3 separate regions of the Homo sapiens genome follow, and all the other regions are linked to region 1. Evidence: chromatin contacts called from ENCODE Hi-C or POLR2A ChIA-PET data. All regions are on one chromosome and are shown on one strand. The core of a region is the stretch at or near the end of the contact, and the rest is flanking DNA. Distances in the headings are between cores, read along the strand shown.

Region 1 (3,118 bases), core at 557-3,056:
AGGAAAGACAGGATTGTTAATTGCAGATCTAAATTCTTATCTAAAGTATTTTTGAGAATTATATTCCAATTATCTAACTATTGAACTCCAACAGGGTATTTAAGTATTCTGTTCCATCTTTGCTATGCCAGAGGCAGGCATTTTAGACCCCAGCTTGAACAGTAAGTCTAGGAATAGGGTTGTCTTTCCTTCCTTTTTGTGCTGTGATTTTTTAAAATTATTGTAATCAATTGCAAGTACCTCCCAGCTAAAGTCCTCTAATCAGGCAGTATTCATCAGTGATTGGGAAATAAGTTATAAGATGATTTTGTACATAGTTATTTGATTCAATTCAGCTTTATAGATGAGAGAACTGAAGTTCAGAGGAAATAAGTGATTATCGTTTGTCACATTGCTATTATCCATCTGCTATTGCCAGAGCTGGCCTGGAGCCCAGAAATCTTTTCACCACCCAATGCTATCTTTCTTCCTCATTATTACATTTCCCAGTCTGGCTTTGGGATCGGATTGCTTCTGGCCTTAGATAACCTTATCCATCCTCTAAAGCAGTATCACACATAAGAAGGAGGTAGCAGTGGACTGATAGTAGCCTCTCTACCCTCCCTTTTTAAAAAGTCTCTGACAAATAGTCTCATTGTTACTAGAGCAACGCAAAATGGAAAATGCTAATAGCAAACATATAGTCCTTATTATGCGTCAGATACTGTTGTAACTGTCTCTGTAGTAATTCATTTAATCCTCATCACAATTTTCTGATGTAGATATACTGTTACAGATGAGACCTTGAGGCACAAAGGGGTTACCTTACTTGCCAAGGTTATACTTACTTGGGATGGGTGCCATCCTTTTGTATAAACTATGATACTTTTTCTTCTTTTTATTTTGAAAAATTTCTAAGATACAGAGAATTTGAAAGAATAGTACAAGAGACACCCACAAACATATTCTTCATGAATCCAACAATTATACACTTTGCCACACTTTATATCCATTTGTGTGTGTGTATGTGTGTGTGTATGTGTGATCATTTCGAAGTAGTAGGCATCACAACACTTCAGCATCCTTTATTTTTTAAAAAATCAGATCATTGCTATTTAGGACTTTGGAATCTTTTAGTTTAATTCAGATATTCATTCACTAATGCAGGACTTCACATTGGAGAGAAGCCAACAGAGAAAGGGACAGGACAGTAGAAATTGTGTGGGAGAGTAAAATTAGTTCAAATATCTAATAGCTAGCTATACTGTACTTTAGCTATATTAGGTCCCTCAGTTTTCAAGACAACAGTATGATGTGGGTGATCTTATCCCCATTTTTCCAGATAACCTCCAGATGTAGAGATAACTTTCCCAGGGCCACCCAATCAATACACAGCAAAGCCCCATACAAATCTGGGCTGTTTGGTTCTAGACTTTGAGCTCTTTTTCTACTTTTTGCCTAGATAAACACTTTGAGGGGAAAAAAAATCCAGATTTAAGAATTTTTGCTAACCTTCCTACGGGCAAGTCACCTTCAAGTCACCTGGGTACTTAGGTATCCAACTCAAAACTACTTTTAGTTTTGTTTCGTTTTGCCTTTTTTTTTTCTTTAACCGATAACCCAATTCTAGACGGAACATAAGGTGCAAGAGAAATCCGGGGAGGTGGAGGCAGAGAAAGGGAAGGGCAGGAGGTGGTCGCAGGATGTTGCCTGCGGCTGGCGGCCCAGTGGATTCTGGGAATTGTAGTCCCAGCCATCCAGGGCATTGCCGTTCAGGGCCACGGGAAAACCTGACTGCGCTCCCAGAAGCCTCCGGTGTACCTCGCTGGGAACGCACTTCCTGGGACGCTGAGAGGGAGACGCTCCAAGAGGCTCCTCAGTGTGGGCGAGTAAAATGCCCTGCGTGTGAGAAGCAGGTAGGTGTGGTCAAGATGTTCCGATTTCTGGGTCTTTTGCATAAGTAACTGAGGATTTTATGTAAAATGGCTAAATCCAGGAGAATCAGGAGCGTTGGAAAACGCTGACCACATCTGTGGATGTGAAAATTGAGTAGGTATTTGGTAAGGCTTTAAAAAATTATTTTGTACACAGGAGTATGGAAATGTCGAGGTGTGTTGCCGGAGCCGCCAAGGACTGGGAGCTTTGCTGGCGCGGGTTTGTGGGGGAGCCCAAGCTGCTATTTTTGAATAACCAGCTGATGCTGGTTGCGTAATGATGACCTGCTTGCGGTTCAAACCCACTCAGTGTTGCAGGGATGGGCTAGCTCTGAGAGCGTTAACAGTCACTGTTGCGGTCTCTCTCCATTGGCTCTAACTAGTAGGGCGTTTTCTTCCTTCTGCCAGGTCTGGGTCTACCACACACAGGGCTCTTCGAAAAGAGGGAGGAGGAGAGGAGGCGGAGGGGGGAGGAGGGGGGCGGAGGGGGATGCGGATTGCTCTGGAAGCTTGGTTTGCTTTCCTGTAAGTTCTGTGCACCCGGCCTTGTAAGGGGCCCATAGCCACGTTAGGGAAAGGTCAGACTTGGTGACCTCACTTAAAATGATTGCTCAAGGATTCTATTGTGCGTTATTAATTGTAAAACGATTTCCTCTGACTTTGGAGTGTGCAATTATGATTGATACCAACCCAAGAAACACATTTGGGGCGGGGGAGGGGTTGGGGGGGACTTGACTGAAATCTCCGAGCAGCCAGTTGCAGAGAGCATTCTACATAATGATCGTAATAGGGCTAGTGATGAACGCCTCAATCCAGGAAACTCTCAGGCGCACATAATAATGAGTTTCCATTCTCATCCTACCTGTTTGAGATAAATGGTATTTGAAGAGGAAGTGGCTAATGTTTAAAGTAGATATATAGAAGCATCTTTAAGTATCAGGTTGAGCCATTGGTGGAACTATTTTTTTTTTAAGCATTCTGGTTGCAAATTTCAGGATGCAGAATTCAGATCAACTTTGTCTGGTCTTGTTGTCAGTGTCCTTTTTTAAAAATGTAAAAGAAAATTTCTTTTACTTCCAAGACAACTGCACAGTCTTTCACCACCTTCCTTATCCTTTCACCGTAGTCATGAAAATGATCTAAAACATTCATTAAATATCAATCATATATTCCCAAGACAGCAAAGTGTTTTTCATCCTCATTTC
Region 2 (3,236 bases), core at 227-2,726, 2.0 Mb after region 1:
TACAGTTGGCCCTAATCCCCATAACAGTCCTGGAAACTTATTTTTACTGTTAAGGAAACTGAGATTTAGAGGGGAGGTGACTGAGCCACAACCCACACCCCAGAGGGCTGTTCCAAAGCCCTCCTCGAAATTGGTGCCAAGGGCAGCAGCTATAATGACAGCCAGTCCACATAGAAGTGCCTCCGTTGATCACCAATTAACAGTAAAATCTGATAATATCTCATTCCAAGGTTGTTATAAGCACTAAATGTGGTTTTGTGACATAATAGGCGTTTGTTTCTCCCCACTGCTTCCCACCACAATATATTCATCAAGACCTTTCCAAGGATACTAAGTCTAGGAAACCCAGGATCATGAAGAGAGGGCATGTTCTTCCAAGTGAGGCTGAGGAGAGACTTGTCTGGCGAGGCCTGTACTGACTAGTGACATTAAAAGAGGCGATCTGACTTCTCATACTGCTCTTGTCCCAGGCCTGCTGTTTGTCAACTGCTGGGTCCTCAGAGCCAAAACTGTTTTCCAACAGTTTTGAATTGAATAACAGCCAGCTATTCGATTTTCTCCGCATTCTCTAATCGGTATACTCTTCAGAGTCCACAGGATTTGCAACGATATTATCCAACGGCTGAAGAATGTGCGCTTGACATCTTAGGCTGTAAAATGTCTCAATTTCAATTTCTAATACATAGATGTCAGTGGATGGCATTTTCTGAACCCTTTGTCGATGTCCATAAACGGCATGCTCTGAATTCAACTAAACAAAAGTATAGACATGGGGGAGGTGTAGGGCGATGTCCAAAGTATAATTTTTAAGAGTGTAAAGGGTTCCTAAGTAAGATTGCCAGATTTTTTTTTTTTTTTTGAGACGGAGTCTCACTCTATCCCCCAGGCTGGAGTGCAATGGCGCGATCTTGGCTCACTGCAGCCTCCACCTCCCGCGCTCAAGAGATTCTTCTGCCGCAGCCTCCAGGGTAGCTGGGATTACCCCAGAGCCCGCCACTGAGCCCGGCTAATTTTTGTATATTTATTAGAGAAGGGGTTTCACCACGTTGGCCAGGCTGATCTCGAACTCCTGAGCTCAAGTAATCCGCCGGCCTTGGTCTCCCAAAGTGCTGGGATTGCAGGCGTGAGCCACCACGCCAGACCTGGATTGCCAGATTTAGCACATAAAAATACAGGACCCCCAGTTAAACGCCTCTCGGATAAACCATTATTGCATGGGATACACTCACGCTAAAAAAATTGTTCGTCGTTTACCTGAAAGTCACATTTAATTGGGCGTCCTGTATTTTACCCGGCAAATTCTAGGCCTGAGACCAAAAAGTTTGAGAACCCTGCCCCTAGGCGACAGCAAGCGGAACTGCAGCAAGCTCCCAGTAATTCCGGGTGCTGCACTTCCGGTCAGGCGGTCGGGCTGCGGGGCCCTGGGGCCAGCTCACCGCCGGAAGTCTCCGCGTCCCCCCCACCCCGGCCAGATCCCTTTCCCAGTCCTGCTTCCCAGTGCCTCGGGCCAGGGAATCCTGGCCTCCGCCTGCGGAGCCGGCGGAACCCGCTTCCCGCCTCCACGGGGCAGCGCCAGCGGCCTGGTCCTTTCACCGGCAGCTCCGTGCCGACGCTCTCACCGCTCTTCCTATCGCCGGGAGTGGCGGGCCGACCAGGGGGCGGCCGGGCTACCGTCCGCCATTCCCGTGTCTCTGCGCCCGCGGGGGCCGCCCGAGCCGGCCACCATGCCGCTGGGCCTGAAGCCCACCTGCAGCGTATGCAAGACCACGTCGTCCTCCATGTGGAAGAAGGGAGCGCAGGGGGAGATCCTCTGCCATCATTGCACTGGCCGGGGCGGCGCGGGCAGCGGGGGCGCAGGCTCGGGGGCGGCTGGAGGGACTGGGGGCAGCGGCGGCGGCGGCTTCGGCGCGGCGACCTTCGCCAGCACCTCCGCCACCCCTCCGCAGAGCAACGGGGGCGGGGGCGGCAAGCAGGTGAGCTCCTCCGGCCCCTCCCGCCGGCGGAGGCCGACCAGGTGCTAGGCGGGCGGGGACGGGCTGGCTGGGAGCGGGCGGGCGCGGGCTTCCCCGATCGCCGTGCTCCTGCTGGCTGGAACGCCCCTCCCCACCTCCTACTGAGATCTTTCGTTTGGCCCATTCCGAAGCACCTGTTATTGTAAGAAATTCAAAGCAATAAGAACCAAGATGTAAAGCCCTTAAGAAAATCTCAATATACACATGTCTACACAGTCGTATACAGTGTCATGCCACAAATGCAGGCGCTGGACCTCATTCCTTGTTAAAGGTTTTGTCATATCAGGTTATGAAGTAAGATTATTATGTCATTATTGTAAATGGCAGCTTAAGTATTCCGTTGCAGGGGGCGCCATAACCTACTACGTTCTCTGGCCTTAGGGAGTAAAGTTGTTAAGTGTTTTTCTCTATTGTAGACACAACAAATGAATAGTGTTTGTCTTGGTCAAGACTGACTCCTACTCCCGCCTCCTGCCCTATTACAAGCAGCTCACACCTTTTGGAGGCTCTGGAGACGCCTGTCCAGCGAGCTCCGAGATTCCGGGTGCTGAACTTCCGGTTTTACTTAGCCTAGTTGCTGTAATTACTTCTCTTGAAAAGCAAAAGGGCAATCTTAATTGTTAAATGCTCTTATAAAGTACATACTCTGGGATCCTTGTAAGATGATTGTACTGCAACCTTTATGCACTTTTTACTTCTTTCTCTTTTTGTTCTTTAATTTGTTTGTGTAACAGAGTAAGCAGGAAATTCACAGGAGGTCTGCTCGGCTCAGAAACACTAAATACAAATCTGCTCCGGCTGCTGAAAAGAAAGTCTCCACCAAAGGAAAAGGGAGAAGACATATATTTAAATTGAAAAATGTAAGATATTTGTGGACAGTGCCTTTTACTGTAATGACGTTGTGTGTATCCTGCCACTGCCTTCATTTCTCACCATTGAACTTGGACTCTGCCCTTGGTAGCCCTTCCTTAGTATTCTGGGGAATGGTCCAGATTCCCCAAAAGGGAATGAGCTCTGTTGCAGGAGGCTCACTGTTTATAAAGTTAATAATACTCTTTCCTTTTTGTTTTTTAGCTTTTATTTTTTCCCCTGGAAAATATAAAATATGGGTTTAAAAGAAACATCAACCTTGAGCCCATTTTTTGGGGTTCTCTATGGAAAGGAAGAGGAGAGATTATGGTTCTTGATATGGCCAGGTACACTAAGAAAACTTTTTTTTTTCAT
Region 3 (3,151 bases), core at 462-2,961, 2.2 Mb before region 1:
TAAGGACATGGAGGGGCTGACCTAGTAACAGCATCTGCATCAAAGAGAAACTACACTGTTCACAAGATTAACTTTCTGATACTAAGAAGGGAACAGTAACTTCCTTATTTAGAAGCTGGTGGGTTTTTACCATATTTCCTAAGGGGGTGAATGATTAGCAATCAAGTTCAACCCAAAGAAAGTGCCCATTAGAATCGAGCTATGTAATTACTAATATATGTCTTTAAGTTGTACAAACAAGCGTTTATATTTACCAGATCTTGAATTTTTTCGCTTGAAACCATCCTGGACCCTTTAATTCAACCACAAGTTTGCTTTCGAACTGAACTCACATAAATACGAGTAACACTTTGTCCTCATTTATTCTGAACATTCAGAAATAAAAAACTAAAATAAGAAACAACTTTTTTTTTCTTTTGCAGAAGCAAAGGGACTCAGTACCACAGGAAGTTCGCTTTTCTGTGTCACTATATCAAAAGCTACCACAAATGCAGACAATAACGGCTCTTTAATATTAAAGGGAAAAGCTAACCTGTCCAGCTACAGCAGCAAAGTAACCATACAGCGGATCCTGAGTTTGTCCGGGAAACGCAGGCCCTCCGGGAGCCCCTCCATACTGTGAAACAGGAAACACATACACGTCATTCTGCCGAATCAAGTTTTCTTCTTTCACCACTGAGGGCTTTTGTGCAAGGCCAGACAACTGCCCGCCTGCCCGCCCTTCACAAGGCTCACCTCCCCACCACCGGGCACACTCTGCCAACACTCCACCCCTCTCTTCCATTCACACCCCGTAATTTAAAAACTGGCGACTTAGACCATAAAGAGTTGCTGTGAAAGTGATGTCTACATATGTAAAGCAACTTTTAAAATCCCTATTAACCTGAAGGTTACTGAGGTGAGTGCAAACTAGGTAAGCCAACGAATGGCAGGGCTTCAAATTCTCCTTTTGTTGTTACAGCATTTATGGTATTTTAAGAGCGTTTTATGAACGATGGAAGGCTGGAGTTGGTAACATTCTGAGACGGGTGTAGCCTAGGGAAGAGTAAGGTGTCCGGCCGGGCTGTATCTCGTGGGTGGCGAGGGAACATTGCCTGTCTCGGAAACAGTTCCCAAGACAACGCGCATCCCAGACGCCCGGCGAGGCTGCCTTCCTACAGGTCTTTTACTTCAGCAGGTTTTCCCTTTTTTTCCGTCCCCCTTCTCACTCGTTTTTTGTTTGTTTGTTTGTTTGTTTGTTTGTTTGTTTTTTAAAGGGAGGAAGGTATATCATTCTAGAATAAAATGACTGTTGTTGCTCTGGGAGGCAACCAAGAAGGCGGGGGTGGGGTGGGGTGGGGGTCAGCCAACACCCAATTAACACGATTTCACGCCGCGTATCCGAGAAGCCGCAGGGTGGGCTTCTAGGGTCCCAATCCACCCTCACCTTGGCCCCGCAGGGCCATCCAGGAGAAGGGACGGGGAAACGTGGGGAGAGGCCGAACCCCAGGGGCCTAGGGCGAGGCCGCGAGCGCAGGGAGAAGCCGAGGGCGGAAGGAGCCCGGGTAGCCGCCCAGCAGCGCCTCACCCCGCTGGCCGCAGCATCTCCAAGGTGGCCTCTTAGCGCCCCGGAGCCGCCTGGGCCGCGATCCCGCGCAGTCAGCACTTACCCCGCCTGGGTAGTACCCGCCGCCGGCGCCAGGATGCCCCGGGTACGCCATGCTGCAGACTGCGCCGCAGCCGCCCTCGCCCTGTGCGCCAGGCCTCTCCGCCCCCTGCCCCGCCCCGCCCTGCCGCTAGGGGGCCGCCCCAGAGCGCACCACGCGGGCGTGGGGGACGCGCTCCGCAGTCGTCTCCAGCTCTTGCCTGTGCGCGCGGCCGTGGCTCCCCTGCCTGCGCGCTTCTTCGTATCTTTGCCATTACGGCGCTAATGCAGTGCACGACTGAAGGTCCAGTGGCGGCCTACGACCTGCGAGGCAATTCACACCAGGGACTTTCCTCCCTCCAAAACTAATGGCACATTCCAACACCAATACACCACCCCAGGAATTCTTTTTTTTTTTTTTTCCTTCGGACTTGGCTATTATCTGGCACATTTCTTATTTTAAACAACTTTATTGGACAGGACGGAGCTATTATAAGCGGAGCGCACCATCGCGAGGCAGGGGCTGGATGCGTTAGGGCAAGCCTTAGGTGCCAGTGGGTGAAGGAGTCTTTGAAAGATGGAAATACGAAAGCGCCCTTGGAAAATAAGAATTAACTTGACGAACTGTGTGCAAGGGAGAGTTTGGCTTGCTGTTGGTTGCAGAGTTCACTGAACGACAACGGCGTATTTCCTTCCTAGGGGACAATTCCTTGCCTGTTTAAGCTGAGCGTGACTTGTGTCCTGAGTAGGACAGAGGGCATTTTCCGGGCAGGACAGACTCACACATATCGTTCTTAGGAAAATGAATTGTTTGAATTATCTGGATGATTCAGACAAAACAATCCATTTCCCTAAAAGTATTCAGCTACTTTTTATATAAGAAAAGTTTAGAACAAACTAATAGTGTACTGGTAAGTATTCAGGAAGATAAGAGATAGGAACTTCTATGTAGGTTATTCTTCTTTACTTCATATATTTTTCTATCTTCCAGTTGAATAGTCCGAAGCAATTCAGGCGTGAGCTTTTTGTTTTGTTTTGTGTAATTTCAATGACAGAAAATTGCTTGCCCTTCACTGTTAAGGACTAGACTTAATGATTTCCTGAATTTTAACGTATTGAGAAACGCATTAATAAGCAAGATTCACAGTATTTGTTGTGGAGGTTGCACAGAAACATTTAAAGGGTCATCAACATTTCACAAATATTGGAGCACCCGCCAATGTGGTACTGTGCTTTTTCGCTGTGGTGGACGGGCTTCCTCCATTCTAAATTCGTGGGCTATTGTCCTCATTCGGTTCATTGTTTTTCTCTTGTGTGTAACTTCCCTCGCAAGCCCTTTTGAAAACCAAAGTCCGAATTGTGAGAAAAATTCTAATAGTCCCTGTTGTGGCATAGCAAAGACACTGCATGTTGCCTGTTTTGTGTTTGATTCAGGAAGCAGGTTACTGTTTTCAATCATCAAGGTAGCAATCATCAAGGTAGATGAGACATCTAATGAGTCCCCTGGTCTCTCTTTGGAAGCCTGTT

Evidence for each region. A loop is a pair of places that touch in the nucleus more often than their neighbours do. ChIA-PET counts read pairs that join two places held with the same protein, here RNA polymerase II (POLR2A). Pooled maps may share reads with other maps.
Region 2: a loop to region 1 is called in a map of CD4-positive, alpha-beta memory T cell, with 9 times the contacts of the local background. The contact joins the promoter of GATAD1 here to the promoter of CLDN12 in region 1. A Hi-C loop is called at or near these places in 1 of 168 maps with a recorded cell type or tissue (CD4-positive, alpha-beta memory T cell) and 11 of 50 pooled maps. POLR2A ChIA-PET finds 5 or more read pairs at or near these places in 1 of 52 experiments (Panc1).
Region 3: a loop to region 1 is called in a map of CD8-positive, alpha-beta T cell, with 4 times the contacts of the local background. The contact joins the promoter of SRI here to the promoter of CLDN12 in region 1. A Hi-C loop is called at or near these places in 3 of 168 maps with a recorded cell type or tissue (CD8-positive, alpha-beta T cell and naive thymus-derived CD4-positive, alpha-beta T cell), 4 of 37 single-sample maps with no recorded cell type and 18 of 50 pooled maps. POLR2A ChIA-PET finds 5 or more read pairs at or near these places in 2 of 52 experiments (B cell and activated CD4-positive, alpha-beta T cell).

What each region holds. Positions count from the first base shown.
Region 1 is chr7:90,401,655-90,404,772 of GRCh38, forward strand. It overlaps CLDN12 (claudin 12), which reads left to right and starts at 1,807. Exons shown (of 4, transcript NM_001185072.3): 1 at 1,807-1,895. RefSeq lists an enhancer at 1,987-2,512.
Region 2 is chr7:92,446,006-92,449,241 of GRCh38, forward strand. GATAD1 (GATA zinc finger domain containing 1) reads left to right here and starts at 1,477. Exons shown (of 5, transcript NM_021167.5): 1 at 1,477-1,973; 2 at 2,747-2,872. The coding sequence starts at 1,725. RefSeq lists a silencer at 1,397-2,166 and an enhancer at 2,597-2,646.
Region 3 is chr7:88,218,327-88,221,477 of GRCh38, forward strand. It overlaps SRI (sorcin), which reads right to left and starts at 1,712. Exons shown (of 8, transcript NM_003130.4): 1 at 1,650-1,712; 2 at 533-616. The coding sequence starts at 1,700. SRI-AS1 (SRI antisense RNA 1) reads left to right here. Exons shown (of 3, transcript NR_120517.1): 2 at 423-898. RefSeq lists silencers at 698-787, 1,435-1,934.